Linked DNA regions of Mus musculus: region 2 is linked to region 1. The links are chromatin contacts, found by Hi-C in ENCODE. All regions are on one chromosome and are shown on one strand. Each heading gives the region's core, a stretch centred on a gene start or an enhancer-like site at or near the end of the contact. The rest is flanking DNA. Distances are from core to core; before and after follow the strand shown. Region 1 holds the start of Snhg15 (small nucleolar RNA host gene 15). Region 2 has its middle 32 kb from the start of Nt5m.

Region 1 (5,384 bases), core at 1,881-4,380:
CATATATGTCAGTACACCATCACTGTCTTCAGACACACCAGAGGAGGGCATCGGATCCCCATTACAGATAATTGTGAGCCACCATGTGGTTGCTGGGAATTGAACTCAGGACCTCTGGAAGAGCAGTCAGTGCTTTTAACAGTTGAGTCATCTCTCTCTCTCCAGCTCTGGAGTCTCCATTTCTGCATCTGCAAAGATTAGAAACATCAAGTTACGCTGTGAAGAAGAGGCACCATCATGAGACTAAGGGTTGCTGTACATGGCCACTGCCATGAGGGGCAGTGGCATAGCCCAACTTGTGTTTGAGCCCCGACTGCACCCCCAGTGAGCCAATAGGCCCATTGGTCCCTTCTGTAGCAGCCCACTCCATCTAGAATCACGACTTCCTCATGGACACTATGCTGAAATCAAACCAGAGGCAAATGCCATCTACAAGAATCTAACCCAGGAGTCTAACCTTTCTGAGATTTAATCACATGACTTATAATATGGAAAGGTCACAGGTTTCTCATTGTCTTTAAATACACTTTAACCAGATGACTGAGTCATGGACAACTACTAAGTCAGACAGAAGTAGAGCCCGAGCTTCCTGGCACAGGCTGGTAATTCAAACTCTAGGGAGGTAGAAACATGAGTTAAGGAGTTCAAAGCCATCACTGGCTGCATAGCAACTTTGAGGCCAGCCTAATTCCTGATGTGACCTGAGTGTCTTCTTGCATCCTCACCTCTTTGGTGGAAGTTCCACGAAACAGCCTGATGGTCTCTGAAGTGCTATCAAGTCTCTTCTAGCTCCAGCACCTTAGGTTTCCTAGACCGAAGGAAGAGTCAGTGAGCCAAATGCATTAACACTAAGCTGGCAACTGTCCACGTACCATTTACCCCACAGCTTCCATACCAAGAACAGGACATTTCCCTTCAACACAACTCAGTCATGACTGGCACTCCAGAAAAGAACACAGGCTGTAGGACTAGAGATGCCTGCTATCAAAGGAGAAAACCAATTCCTGCAAGCTGTTCTCTGACCTTGATGTTCTATGCCATCCATTGGCCCATACCTACCCATGGACACGCACACAAAAGAAGTACAATTAAAGGTTTGAGTTAAGGGGCTGGAGATAGATAGCTCAGCAGTTATCACTGACTGCTCTTCTAGAAGTCCTGAACTCAGCAACCACGTGGTGGCTCAGAACCATCTGTAATGGGATCTGATGCCCTCTTCTGGTGTGTCTGAAGTCAGTGACAGTGCACTCACATATGTGACATTGAAAGAACTCAGTGGGGAAACCCCCACTCAGCTCCCGATTCGGCGTGCACCCAAGAATCACGAATAGAACACAACACCTTGATGTAACAACAAGAGGTTTTTTTAATGGCGGAGCTCCGGGTCGAAACGTATCTCACATAACAGGAGACAGTGGATTCGACCACGAGGCTTGGAAGCTAGGGGTTTTTATAGAAAAGGAGTGGGGCTGGGGGAGGAATTGGCGCGGTTTCACATCAGCAGCCTGTAACATTTAACTTAGGTCAGAGGGGTGGGAGCTAGGGAGGCGATGGGCTTGCCCGGGCATGTCCTGGTCTGTTCTGCTATGTTCTCAGCCCCAGGTTTCAAAGCTCAGAAACAACTCTTTGGGCTATTTAACATACATTACATGAATTACAGTTTTATTCCCTTTCAACATAAAGATTTGAAATGAGGGCCTGGTGTGGTAACACACACCCTTAATCCCAGTACCTGGGATTCCTTCCTTTTGCCGGGAGGCTTTCCTTAGGTATTGGCACAGCAGCCAGATTTCTACCATCTGCAGGCTCTCTGCCTTTTAAGAACCAGGCCTAAGGCCCGGTGTGGTGGCACACGTCTTTAATCCCAGCACTCGGGAGGTAGAGGCAGATGGATTTCTGAGTTCCAGGCCAGCCTGGTCTACAAAGTGAGTTCCAGGACAGCCAGGGCTACACAGAGAAACCTTGTCTCGAGAAAAGAAAAAAAAAAAAAGAAAAATAAGGCCTAGAGCCCAAATGGAACCAAAACCACGTGTCACCACACCTGGGGTTTTACTTCAACACCGGAGACCCAACTCTGGTACTCCTGCTGTATTTTGTAACTGTTTTAAGGATTTACTACTTTGTACTAACTCTGGAGCACAGAAAAATATTCAGCTGGGTGTAGCCTTACACACCTTTAATCCCAGCACTCAGGAGGCAGAGGTGAGTGGATCTGTTTTGAGTTCCAGGACAGCAAGAACTACAGAGAAACCTTGCCTCAAAACAAAACCAACAAGAAATGACTTATTTGCCTCTGCACCATGTGCAGAACTATCCCACACAGTTAAACAAAACAAAAAACCCAAAGTGCAGCATTGCAAATCTTACCGGCTTGTAATTTATCCACGTGGCAGGTGTCTGCCATATTGTCTGAAATTTCTATAACCTTGCTCTGGAGAGGGCAGGGCAAGGCCTCAAACCACTTCAAAATTGTTCTGGCAAGCACTGTAGGAATGCACAGGGTCACTGCAGACCCAAGCACGCTGGAGGCTTGCTAAGTATATCACTCCAATCCTGCACGACCCATACTGCAGTCTCCCAGTCCCCAGAAGTCTAGGGGAGAGAATTAGTCCTGAAAATGAATTCAAGATACGGAGTTTGGCTTCACCGGCCACCGAGCTTCCACAACTGACTTACCAGGACATGTCCCAAAGCTCGGTCATCCCTTCCACGCTGTAGGGCCACCCACAGGGCCTCGATGTCCACCTAGGAGGGGAGAAAAGACAGATTCAGCGCAGCCAGTGCGTATCACCCAGTTCTAGCCCCTCCGAACGTTCTCTCGTAAAAGGAAAAAAAAATCTCTTGAGGGAAGACTCTGCTTGCTTGGGCGGAACTAGCTGGGGTTGGAAAGGAATCCCCCAGAAACAGGCCTAACTCACCCGGTGGCACGTGTCTCCCCAGGGCAAACGTCCCTGCTCCACCGCAGGCTGATCTCCTGCCACCGAGCTCAGCCATCTCTACCTGGACTCGGAATAGCCCTGCACGGCGCCTGTGCCCTGATGACGGAAGATAAGGTGAGGGCCGCAGCACATGCTAGGAAGGACCCGCCAGCCATGGCTGCCAGCTGAGGACGCTCACGTGTGCTTAAAGTTACGGTCACAGCAGCGAGCCGCGCACGCGTAACGTCACCACGCAGCCCCGCCCAAAGCCGCGTGCGCGGGCTCCAAGACACTGACGTCAGCGCCCCTGGGGCGTGGCCTCGAGCGCGGGTTTAACCCGCTCCCCCAGCTGGCCGGTCCTGGTAGTGGCGGTTGATCGAATGCGGACCTCAGACTCAGGGATTGCCTTCTGCATCCTATCCTTTTAGTAATCCGGGTGCCAAAGCTGGGGCCTGGAACCGGAGGTAGCCCTGGCTGAGAAACACGTGGACGCTGGGCCCTGGGATGGACCAACACAACAACAACCAACAACAAAGTGATGTGAATGGACCAGAAAGTGAGAGGGGGCAGGAAAGAAAACCTCGGTCAGCATTTTTATTTTCTTTATTTTTTGTTTGTTTTGTTTTTCGAGACAAGTTTCTCAGTGAAGGCCTGGCTGTCCAGGAACTCTGTAGAACAGGCTGGCCTCGAACTCAGATCCACCTGCTTCTGCCTCCACAGTGTTAAGATTAAAGGCGTGGGACACCACTGCCCATCTTTTCCTTTCTTTTAAAAACATATGTCTGCCCTTTCTTCACCTTCCAACATGGACTTCTTCACGAATTTGCTGCAGAAACAAGCACCACAAGAAGCACGAGTCTTTGTAATAGTTAACAAAGCTTATGGCCACACTCAGATCAGAAGTCACCGGAGAACCATTCCCAAGCCCAGGGCCTTGAGCTTGCAAATGCTCTACTGTCACATCCTCAGCCCTTTCTTGAATTTTTCTTTCTCTCTTTTATTCCCCCCTCTTTTTAGAGGTTGGGTGGCTTAGTTCTCATTAAATTTCTAGTGACACAAACCACAGGCTCATAACTGAAAAGGAGCTAAGACTTTATTTTTGGCCCAGGAAGGTAGATCGGCAGCGAAAGGCTCTTGCCACTAAGCCTAAATTTGAATCTCAGAAACTATAAGGTGGAAGGAAAGGGGACTTCATCAAATTGTTTGCCCACTCCACTTGTAGGCTGTGTGTATGTGCATGCTTACGTGTCACACATACAAACACACACAAATGTAACAATAAAAATTACAAAGAGTTTATAATTGGTGCTGTAGAGATGGCTCAGTAGTTAAAAGCACTTGCCACTCTTACACAGAGCCCAGATTCAATTCCCAGCGTCCACATGGTGATGACAACTATCCTTAACTGCAGTTCCAGGGATCTGCACATTCAAGTAGCTGGGATTACAATCCGGGCTCACCAGGCCCAGCTGGGAGTCATCTTTTCTGAATGTAGTTGTCAGAGGACTTGAGGCTCCAACTTTCAATGCTTTAATGACAAGAGTTTGTTCCTTGACTCCAAATTGCAAAACCTGCCTGTTTGGGGCCAACACGATGGCTCACTGGGTAAAGAAAGGCACTTGACACAGAGCCTGATGACCTGAGTTTGACCCCTGGCACACTTGTGGTAGGAGAGGAGCAAGTCCCACAAGTTGTTCTTTGAACTCCGTGCATGTGCACGCATTAAATAACTATAATTAAAAAAATTAGGGGCTGGTGAGATGGCTCAGCGGGTAAGAGCACCCGACTGCTCTTCCGAAGGTTCGAAGTTCAAATCCCAGCAACCACATGGTGGCTCACAACCACCCATAATGAGATCTGACTCCTTCTTCTGGAGTGTCTGAAGACAGCTACAGTGTACTTACATATAATAAATAAATCTTTAAAAAAAAAAAAAACTTTAAAAAAAATTAGGGGCTGGTGAGATGGCTCAGTGGGTAAGAGCACCCGACTGCTCTTCCGAAGGTTCGAAGTTCAAATCCCAGCAACCACATGGTGGCTTACAACCACCCATAATGAGATCTGACTCCTTCTTCTGGAGTGTCTGAAGACAGCTACAGTGTACTTACATATAATAAATAAATAAATAAATCTTTAAAAAAAATTAATCCCTACTTGTGTTATTAAATTTTTAAAAACATATTTTATGTGTATATGTCTTAGGGTTTCTATCCCTGTCATAAAACACCATGACCAAAGCCAACGTGGGGAGGGACAGGCTTATTTCACTTACAGTTTCATATGACAGTTCATTATCAAAAGCAGCAAGGACAGGAACTCAAGCAGGTCCCGGACCTGGGGGGCAGAGCTGACCCAAGGGCTATGGAGGGGTACAGCTGACTGCCTTGCTCATCGAGGCATGCTCAGCTTGCTTTCTTACAAAAAGCAGGCTTATAGGACCACCAGTCTAGGGATGGCCCCACCCAC
Region 2 (5,384 bases), core at 1,882-4,381, about 53 Mb after region 1:
GCTTGAGATGGGCACAGTGACGCACACCTGTTTCCCAGCATTTAGGTTGATGCAGGAGTATTACTGTGAGCTCAAGACCAGCCTGAGCTATGTAGTCAGTCTAGACCAGTTACATTGCAAAACCCTGTCTAAAAACATTGAAAGCCAGCACCCAATTTGTTTCTGGGTGTTCACGCTGAGCCTTCACGCTGCCTTTTGGTACCTACGGCAGAGGATCTTCGGACTTCCTGGGGACTGGCTTAAGGAGAGAGAAGGACAAGAAGAGAGCCCTGGCTTTAGAGCTGGCCAGGGATTCCATTTCCCACCCTTTACTCTTAAGCACCCAGCTCCATCACCCAGGCTAGGTAGGGAGGTCTCCAACCAGACCAGAGAAGGATGGCCCAGGAGCCACTGCCTGCCCTGGGCTCCTCTGGATTTCACCATATGTGGCTTTCCATAGTCCTGCCCCATTTTTGTCCCTTGGACTGGTCAGGTGCTCTGCCAGTGTCTTACTGCAAACACATGGCAGTTCTGTCACTTGATTGTGGAACTCTGGCACAAGAAGGGCAGCATCTGGGAATGCCCTGACCCGTGCCTACTCCAGAGAGCCTTTACTCTCCTGATGCACAGATCACTGTTAAGCTACAACCTGTCCTTTCTTGTTCATCCCCAAGGTTACACATTAATATGGACATTGCAGTATAAAATATCTTCAAGCTTAAAAGCCCTGCAGTCTTACCAGTTCAAACACTTTTAAAAATTCAAAGTCTGTTTTAAATCTAAAGTCTCAACTATGGAATCCCATAAAATGAAATTTAAGTTGAATATGTATATTTTTTAAGAGGGAAGAATCAGGACATAGTCACAATGCGAACAAAGCAAAACAAAACTCCAGCTTTAAAAATGCAGTGTCAACGACTCAGTCTTCTACACCCCTTCTAAGGCTTGGGTCACTTTTCCAGCTCCACCCTCTGTAGCACACACAGCTTGTCTTATAGGCTCCAACTGGGTCCACTTCAGTGCTGCTGCTGTTCTTGGCGGTCCACCCATGGTCCTGACATCCAAGAATGCTGGGGTCTCCTGCTGCAACTGGCCTGCGCTTTTACCAGTAGCCTCTTCCGGGCTCTCTTCATGGTGCCAAGCCTCAACTTTGCCCATGACCTTTCAAACCAGGAGCTTCCACTGCTACTCCAGCTGTGCCTTCACTAGTGGCCTCTCAAGTGCCAGGCTTCAGTTGCTCTCCATGACCCCTTCACACCTCCAAAACCAGTAGCTCTTGGCAGACTCTTACCCATGACCAAGTTCAGGTGCTAACATGAGGTACAACCAGGGCCACCTCTGGAACAGCTTGTGTGCTGACTCAGGAAACACTTCCCAGGAGATTCCACCTCAGTGACGCTGGTCTCTTCTTAGTCACGGCTAATTTATCTCCAGCTGAGCAGCATCCATTGTCCCAGCCAAGCAAAGGTTTCACTTCAGCGTGTCTGGTCTCTTGTCAATCACAGCCGATTCTTCAGCCCAGCCGACCAGACACCACAGATTCTGCACACAGAAGGCCCGTGGAGTCTTTGCTTCCCTCTGGAACTTGACAAGCCATCACACCCTATTCCCCTGGCACTAACTTGTCTTCAGGTTTCTATCACTGTGATGAAACAGTGACTGAAGCAAGTTGCAGAAGAAAGGGTGTATTTGTCTCACACGTCAACATCCGTAGTCCACCACTGAAGGAAGTCAGAAGGAACACAACGGAGCAGGAACCTGGAGGCAGGAGCTGACACAGAGGCCATGGAGGGATAGCTTGCTCCCTGTAGCTCACTCATCCTTCTTACAGAACCCAGGACCACCACCATTCCAGAGATTGCACCACCCACAAAGGGCTGCCCTCCCCCACTGATCATTAACTAAGAAAATGCCCTACAGATAGATCTTAGGTGGATATTTTCTGGATTGAGTTTCCCTCCTTTTACTTAACTCTAGCGTGTCAAGGTGACATAAAACTAGCCACCATATCTGCTGAGGTTTGCAGCGCTCTCTGGGTTTCTCCCTCCTACCTCCTGCTCAGGGAGTTTGTGGTCTCTGGGGCCCTTCATGGAGTAGCCTGGCATCCAGTCTTCACTAGTCCTCCTATTTATACTAGGGTTGCTGAGAGCAGCATTTGACCAATCCTGTGGTGATCCAGGAGGACCAGGAGGCCCTCCTCACCAGTTAGGGACACTCTTAGGCAAGCTCCTTCAGAGCCCAAAGCTCTGCTACCCTTCCAACAAATGGTGCTCCCTGTCTGGGAGGCTCCACTGGGTATGAGAAGGCCCCAACTTCTTGTCTGTCCTTGCAGAGACATGGTGAGAGTTTTACGCACTGGATCCTTCTGGAGGTGCCCCAGGAGTCTGAAAGCTGTCCCCAAAACACAGGCATCAGTGGCTGCGTTTATCTGCTGGGATTCTGTACCCAGGGAGCACAAGGGCTGGCATTACCTCGTCGGTGCAGTCGAGGAAGAACTGCCAGTTAGATTCCTGAGTGTCGCTCATCAGACAAGTAGCTATCAAGCACCCATGGCTGAGGACTGGCAGGGGAAGTGGAAGCACCCACTCTCTCTCTCTGTGCCCAATGTTGTGCCTTCTTTTAAAAACGACTCTACAGGATAAAAATACATGGAAGCCACATATGAACAGCCTCCCCAGTGAGTGTCTCTGCGGTTTGAAAACTCCTTGATTAGATCTGCTACAGCTGGCTTGAATGTACAGACTAGGTTTCACAGAAGGTCAGTAACAACCAAGCTACTTGCCACTTAATGAACGCCTGCCTGCACAGAGGACTTGTGGACTTAATGCAAACTCCAAGAATCTATTAATTAGTTCCACTACTGGGCAAATTCTAGAGGTTCTCAACCTGTGGGTCGTGACTTCAGGTGACATATCAGATATTTACACTATGATTCATAACATCAAAATTACAGTTATGAAGTAGCAACAAAATAATTGTATGGTGTGGGGAGGGGTCACCAGAGCATAAGGAACTGTATTAAATAAAGTGTTGCAGCATTAGGAAGGTTGAGAACCACTGAGTGAAACAAATCTGACAGAGGAACTACAGTTTGTAAAGATGGCCACTTGATGGCGCCAGAGGACTGGCTCCAGAACCTTGGAGCCCTTTGTGCCTCCCTGAAGCCTGCAGTCATCCCTGGGAAGTCTCAGCCTGTTGTTCCCAGCCACCAGCATTTCTCTCTGACCTAGGCACCTTCTGGGCTGGGTCTTGGAACCTCAGGCACTGTTGTCTGAGCACTGGGATATGACTCACATCAGCTGCTCCCCCCACTGAGAAGGGCCTGGCATTATTGGATGTGTGAGTCTCCAGGCTCAGCCAGTGCAGTTCTTCCCTACACAGGCCCCATCTCCAGCCTGGAGCCTCTGCTTTCCGACCCCACTGACCCAGGCCCTGCCCTGCCCTGCCAGCGATCATCCTCCCAAGTCCCAGCCTTATGACAACTTACAGTCCTAACTCCACAGGACTCCGGAGTCCTAACTCCACAGGACTCTTATGCAAGGAGAAGAGAGTCTAGGGAAGAGGACAGAAGACCCCAATGCTTCCTGAGCCTATGCTGTGTGCTGCGATATCATAAATTTCCCCAAGTGACTATGAAGCAAGGTTAAGATAAAAAGAGGAAAGGTTTATTTTTGGTTTATTAGGGACTAAGACCAAAGCTTTCAGCCCACAGTCTGTTGGTCCTTTTGCTGTTGAGCCTGGGATGAAGAAGAGTATTATGGTGGGGTCACTCAGTGGAGCCAGTGTTCACTCTGTGCCTGAGGTGTGAAACGACAAGTGTAGAGGAGGGATGAGGGTCCCTTTGAGTATCCCTCCCAATGACCTAACTTCCTTCCCCTAGGCCCCATGCCCTACAGGCCCCCCCATATTACCTTCAACACATGGTCTTGCAGGGGGTGGTGATTTTACAATAAAAGCTAAGACCCACACTGACAGACTAAGCTGCACTTTCCCACCACCAAGCACACACACAGCCGAGCAGAGAACACAAGTGTGCTGTGTCTGTTTAATTTTTTCTGCTGTTTGTTGTTTTTGTTTTTCAAACAAGCTTTCACTATGTAACCCTGATGTCCTGGGATTCACTCTGTAGACCAGGCTGGGCTTGACCTCAGAGATCCACCTGCTCTGAACACAACACCCAGCACAAGGTCTGTTTTGTGGGGGTAGGAAGAAGGTGTGGGTGAAGCAGGCAGTGACATCCAGGGACAATGACAGTTTAAGCAGAGTCTGAGGTATTGTTGGTGGGATGCTTGCTGGTCTGCAAATGGAGACAGCAGGGGCAAAATGACACTGTGGTGTGAACCATAAAACCATAAGTACACTTAAGCCTGAGTAATTCATGCTGTGTGCGTGCGTGCGTGCGTGCGTGCGTGCATGCGAGTACATGCGTACATGCCTGCCTTCATGCATGGATTCTGGGAGTGAGATGTGGTCATCTAGGCACCACTGAGTTCATCCTATGGGAAAAAGGGATTAGACATCCCAGGAAGGGAAGAACCAAAACAGAAATGGAGCAACAGCGGCAGGTGCCAAGAAAGGAACTGAGGGACCTGCAAGCAGCTTACGGTGAGGGAAGGTGCAGGTCGCCAGTGGGAGCAGAGAAGTAGGAGCCAAGGCCAAGGCCAAGGGAGGGACCACAGATACAGGAAGGAGAAAGGAGAGCAGAGTAGCCCCAGTTCCTGAGAGGAGACAAACCATGCCACTGGGGAGTGAGAGGCCCTTCCCTTGCAGGACTCACCCCTGCCCTTTGGTCCCACATGGAAATCCTCCCGTGGGTGGACTCTCCCCCTACCCTGCCCCGACATCCATGCACTTTTCTTCCTGCAGTATGTAGTAATCTGTCACCCATTTAAGGTCCTGGAGTGGGAAAGCTCCCAGGAGCAGGAAACCGCCCCTCATACAGGGTCCTGTCCCTGCTTTCCTAGCAGGTTTAAATTCTCTAGACCCTCCTTTTCCTCCTGCTAGGGATGTTGCCAGCAGCAAGCACATTTCAGCAAAACACATTCAAACCAAGCAAGGGACTTAAGATAGCAGGAGGCTTTTCTTCGGGACCTCTCTGTAGAGGGGGGGGATGCCTGTAAGCCTCAGAGCCTGCCATGCATTTACAGGGCTGAAGCGAGTGGGGAAGAAGGTTGTAGACTTTTCTGGCCTGCAATAGGCCAGTGCTGGGGTGACTGGTGAGGTAAAGAACGGTAGATGATTGATAAGTGCCTCAGGGGGAGGGCGAATGTGATCAAAATACATTGCATGGAATCTCAGAGAATTACTAATGTTCTATTTTAAAATAGATTCCCATCTCTTCTGGCCATTGTCTGCTCTGCAGGGGTGGGGATGGGAATCACGCAGGCAAGTTACTTTAGTTTTGG

What was found. A loop is a pair of places that touch in the nucleus more often than their neighbours do.
Region 2: a map of T-helper 1 cell shows a loop between it and region 1 (79-fold over the local background). The contact joins the enhancer-like site here to the promoter of Snhg15 in region 1. A Hi-C loop is called at or near these places in 5 of 37 maps with a recorded cell type or tissue (T-helper 1 cell, T-helper 17 cell, T-helper 2 cell and 1 more).

The regions. Positions count from the first base shown.
Region 1 is chr11:6,525,630-6,531,013 of GRCm38, forward strand. It overlaps Snhg15 (small nucleolar RNA host gene 15), which reads right to left and starts at 3,131. Exons shown (of 4, transcript NR_045893.1): 1 at 2,919-3,131; 2 at 2,677-2,745; 3 at 726-808; 4 at 1-188. It overlaps LOC115487884 (a small nucleolar RNA gene), which reads right to left and starts at 2,536; the gene lies at 2,404-2,536.
Region 2 is chr11:59,877,025-59,882,408 of GRCm38, forward strand. No RefSeq gene overlaps it. Among named protein-coding and RNA genes, the nearest start is that of Nt5m, 32 kb to the left of the region's middle. Within about 2 kb of position 3,132, at least 1 of the 3 ENCODE cell types and tissues checked has a DNase peak (open chromatin) inside an H3K27ac peak, as active enhancers do.